Regions from separate parts of the Mus musculus genome. Here region 1 is linked to region 2. The links are chromatin loops, found by intact Hi-C in ENCODE. Cell type or tissue: left cerebral cortex. All regions are shown on one strand.

Evidence for each region. Hi-C counts contacts between places; a loop is a spot of excess contacts. Peaks named below come from ENCODE experiments on the same cell type or tissue, not always from the same donor. Only the 100,000 strongest peaks of a DNase experiment are listed, where the experiment ranks them.
Region 1: a loop joins it to region 2, with 2.3 times the contacts of the local background. A loop is called at or near these places in 4 of 42 quality-filtered maps.

The regions. Positions count from the first base shown.
Region 1 is chr10:123,113,832-123,116,331 of GRCm38, forward strand. All of the region lies in intron 21 of Usp15 (ubiquitin specific peptidase 15), which reads right to left. Among named protein-coding and RNA genes, the nearest start is that of Mon2, 39 kb to the left of the region's middle. In left cerebral cortex, a CTCF peak has its summit at 1,090 (motif pointing right); no DNase peak of the experiment used is centred here.
Region 2 is chr10:123,025,620-123,028,119 of GRCm38, forward strand. Mon2 (MON2 homolog, regulator of endosome to Golgi trafficking) reads right to left here. Exons shown (of 36, transcript NM_001163024.1): 16 at 1,290-1,394; 17 at 788-868; 18 at 635-708; 19 at 461-551. Among named protein-coding and RNA genes, the nearest start is that of Mirlet7i, 41 kb to the left of the region's middle. In left cerebral cortex, no CTCF peak of the experiment used is centred here; a DNase peak (open chromatin) is centred at 1,310.

The DNA.
Region 1 (2,500 bases), 88 kb after region 2:
GGCTAAATGTAATTATTTCTATATTTAAAATGAAACAGGTTAATTCTATATAATTTGGACTAAGAAATATATACAGCCAAAATACAAACTAGTGTACTTGTTTTAAAATACCCGTGTTTTTGATTTCCTTGAAGGTGAATGTCTTTCTATCTAACACCATTAGCTTCAGCTTATGCCTGACCTCTAGTGCACCTTCCCTATTAAATAACATTTCCCTTGGGGGTTAAAAATGTTGAACATTTCTCTGGTATTTATTGGAAGAACACTGATTTTTTTTTTTTTTTAAAGAAAGTACAAGAGGGACAATCAGGGAACAGAAAAGGGCAGGAGTGGATGGGGACAATTACAGAGAATAAAGCTTACTGAAGGATACCACTCACATCCCTGAAAATGTCATACAGAAACCTGTTCTTGGTATAACTAACATATGTTAAAGACATTTGTTTTTCCTTTGGTTTTCTGAGTCAAGCTTTTCTGTGTAGCCCTGGCTGTCCTGGAACTCCATCTGTAGACCAGGCTGGCCTTGTATTCAGAGATCTGCCTGCCTCTGCTTCCTGAGTGCTGGGACTAAAGTGTGTACTACCATCCCAACTTGAAAATACTCATTTTAAAGGACTATTTTCCAGGGTACGTATTCCTTTCCCAGTAGCTCTCGCAGGCACCTGGGTTTTGCCAAGCCCAGGACTGCAGGATGTTATGGCCGAGCCACTGCAGGGGAAGCAGCTGATGGAGATGAGACCTGGAGAACTGCCACCTAGATACTGCTGTGGGATTTCATCCCCTGTGGCAGGCACTGCTGGAGGTTTTCATAGAGGTCATGACCCATAATACAGTTACCACTAACAAGGGCTCACGGTGGAGGGCCTGGCACACCTGAGCATGACTGCCTGCCCCACTCCTATCCATGAAGAATTCAACTGTGGCTGACCCTCATGTCCAATAAAAGGTGATGGTTCAGCAATCATCACTGTAATCTTTTATATTTACTTTTTTTCAACTTTGTATAGGTGTTTGGTCTGTATGTATGTGTGAGCATCAATGAGAAACCCCATTTCTATAGAAGCCAGAAGAGGGCACTGGATCCCCTGAAATTGGAGTGAGACAGTAGTGAGCTGCCATGTGGCTGCTGGGAATGGAACCCAGGGTTCACTGCAAGAGCAGCCTGTGCTTTTAACCTGAGCCATCTTCATGGCTCCTGTGTTGTTTGAAGAGGTAGCCCAGGCTAGTGGGAATGAACACTGGAGTCTACAGGACATGAGTTGTGCAGAGCAAAGGGAACGATGAGCAGAGTGAGCTGACAGCTTACAGAACGGGAGCAATTCTTTTCTATGACTTCTATCTCAAACAGGGTTGAAATCTAAATAAAGAAGTACAAAAATTCAACCCCACACCCAAAGTGTCAACCAATAAATGGGCCAGTGAAATAAACAGTTCTCAAAAGAAGAACCTCGAATAGATAATAAAGAGTTTGAAATATCAGCCATGCTTAGCCAACAACAAAGTGCAAACTCTGAGTCCCTCTCCCCAGCCAGGATGGCTGAGGTCCCGACACAGATGTCGGGTGTGGTGAGGAAGTAGGGAAGGTGGAAGCTTCCCTCACTGCAGTGGGAGCGTGGACTCAGTACGGAGGCTTGGCAGACACTAAGATGAGAAGCAGCATAGACCCAGCTGAGCCACTGCTGGGCCATCTGCAAGGACCCACCACATACCTTACCAGGGACACTGCACATCTATGTCTACTGCTGCTACCTCCACACTACAGTGAACCAGACCAGTCCAGATGCTCATCAACACATGACCGACCGCATAGTGCGAATGAGGTATATGCACACAATCAGATTTTATTCAGCAGTCAAGAAAAAGGAAATAATAAATTTTCATGAAGATAAATTGATCTGGAAAAGTATATTAAGTGAGATAACATGGACTCAAAAAGACAAAAACCCACATTTCCTCATAAGCAGATCCTAACTGTTTAAAGTTGGTATGTATGTATGTATGTTCATATTTAAGTGTGTGTGAGAATGGATACAGGCCGTGAAACCATATGGCAGCCACAAGAAAGGGACAAGAGGTTTTGAGCAAACGGGATGGCACACATGGCACCTATGGGGCTCAGGGGTATGAAGGGCAGGGGAATGTCATAATGAGATCTAATACTCTGTAAACTAACAACATAGTTCATGCTGACCTGGGATTTGCCATGTAGTACAAGATGGTCTAGGACTTGTGACCTCCCAGCCTGAGTCTCCAATGCTAAAATAGCAGACGCGTGCCACAGTGTGAGCTCCATGTGGATTATGTACATGTGCACTACGTACTGTACCAGACACGTCTTGCTGGTTTAAAAATGACTTGTTTTATTCTGCATCAAAAATCCTTACCATGGAAAGAACTTCCATTCCAATCTTACAACCTCTCCTCTGCTCCACTGGGCTGCCAGAGTCTACCCAGCGCCTCATAATCAGCTCCAATTCAATGTCACCTAACTTGTCCAAAC
Region 2 (2,500 bases):
TCCTTACCTAGCAGGAAGGACAGAGTCTTGTTCTATTTACTCAATTAGTAGACAATGAAAATGTTTAATTTTAAGGTGAGGAGAATCATTATCTCCAGAAGAAATGATTAGTTTCTGATTTTCCACTCCAATGAGGGCAAACCCACCACCAAAATCTACAGCCCACGTCCTAACTGCAGTCTTGTGTTTCCTGCATCGTAAGTGGTCCTGGCAAGCACTGTCAAGATAGTTTGTGACAGCTCCGTATAAAAGCCGTGTTGCATGTAAGAAAGAAGGGACATAACTTTAAACCTACTACACACATGGACAAATCAGCAGCTACACCGTGCCGTCTTTACTCCTGCTACAAGCGCTAAACACCTACCTACAGGCCACTGCAACCAAAGCCCCAGCCCTACCATCAAACACTAGGGTGACTTATATACCTTGTATAACTAAAAAGAAATGTAGATTACCACACCTTATTATTTCCATAGGCCATATCCATTGCTTCTAGAGATAAGGAACAAAGTGCATTTATTAAATGATGCAAAGATACGTCATCAAGATACCTAAAATGAAAATGAAAAAGACAATTTCATCTCAAATATACAGCTCAAAACAGTGTAGCTGTCAGTTTACAACAGGGACTTACTGTGAGCTTTCAAACAGTCTAGAAAGGATGTTGGAGATCACTGGCAAGTCCGTCATCACCGCTGTTGTCAGAACCTAGAAGAAGGGGGACGTCAGTGTGGAGTGTGCGTGACATTTCAGGAAGCCCCCACCAACTACAGGGGCTGCCACTTACTGTGCTGGGCCCTTCTACTGCTCTGCCAGGCTTCAAGGCACCACCACTACTAGGCTTTAGTCCCAGAATCCACACAAGATGCTAAAATTAAAACAAGATAAAACCTTAAAAATTCTAATAACTAAAATCAATGGTAATAGCTCACAATGAAAACTAAACACAGTAATATCCTAATAATTAGGAGCAAAGTAATTAGCACCATTCATATGAAATAATTATAGCATGAGCAGTAGAGTTTATGGCACTGTAAGCAGTCCATTACTTCCTGACGCATTGCTAACACTTGCTTACTTCTTGCCATGTCTCTGCCTCATACTATCTCTTAGGCCTTCCTAAAGGGCCAGCAGGCATTGTTTAACTGTTAGCAGTCATACACCTAGAATCCAGTACTGCAGCAGGCATTGTTTAACTGTTAGCAGTCATACACCTAGAATCCAGTACTGCAGCAGGCATTGTTTAACTGTTAGCAGTCATACACCTAGAATCCAGTACTGCAGCATACCTGAAGAGTTGCCAGAACAAGTTGCCATGATGTTCCAAGAACAGCGCCGTGACAGTGGGCCAAGTTCAGCAGAGTCCTCATGCACTGAATATTTTTGGAAGTCAGCTATGTCGAAAAGAAACAGATTGTAGCAACTTCTATAGATTCTTAAAAATTAACAGCTCACAGATCAGCACGAATGCATTCAAAGACTGTCTTAAATGAAAAGCAAGAATACTAGGAAAAGAAGTTTGGGTGGTTTTACAAAACACAAAGTTGTGTTACTATGGCTGGAGTGACAGTTTGCTGAGGAAACTGTTTGCCACATTGCCAAGGGTCAGGCAGGAGGAACGACAAATGGCTTTAGAACTCATGAAATGCAGCCCACCTGGTACCATAGCCACAGAGATGAGCCTCGGTGTGGCACGGCCCGAGGACCAGTGTCCTGAGGACTTCATGCTGTTATGGGGTTCTGCTCTGCTTGCTGCCTTCACATCCCTCTTAATCTAAGAATTGTATGAAAACTTGAAAGGGCCCTCCAGCCCCTCACTGGGCTGTGACTCTGGCACTCACAGTACTAATGCTTGCTTTCTCTCAGGCACTGCTGCTGGGGCAGTTAATGGTTCAATCACCACCCTAGAGAAGAACTTAGATACTTAGATTGTCAGCAATGACTACTGCCTTTAGAAGACATTTGGAAAAATACAGTTGTTAGTGAAGCTAGGTTGAAATGTTTTTGCTACTTACTGGCTCTGATGTAGAAAATCTTAGGGAACCATATCAAGTTCAGAAAGGCACACTCTTATTATTTAACCTTTTATAGTCAGGGGACGAGACAACGGCAGCACTGGTGACCTGACTCTCACTGAGGCTGGACTGGCGATGATTGATTTCTTGTACCCATGTTTGCCCTCAGCTTCCTGATATGATTTAGTAAGATAAGCTGATGAATAAATATGCATTCTGAGTATTTAAGGTAGATATGACTGATTTTTATATGAAGGTTTAGATCTGTGACTCAAGAATTTTACAAGACTACTTTTAAAGATAAATAATAAAATAATTACTCCTTTCTTTGTAACTGCAAATTGCTGCCTGCCAGTAAGAGAAACTGGCTGAGAAAACTCCCTTGCTTACTTACACTTTGTTAGTCTATAACAAGTTGCTTAGCTATGAATATACGTGGGTTTGGGGAAATAATTTGTTTTCTTTACCTGTACTACTTAACGTTA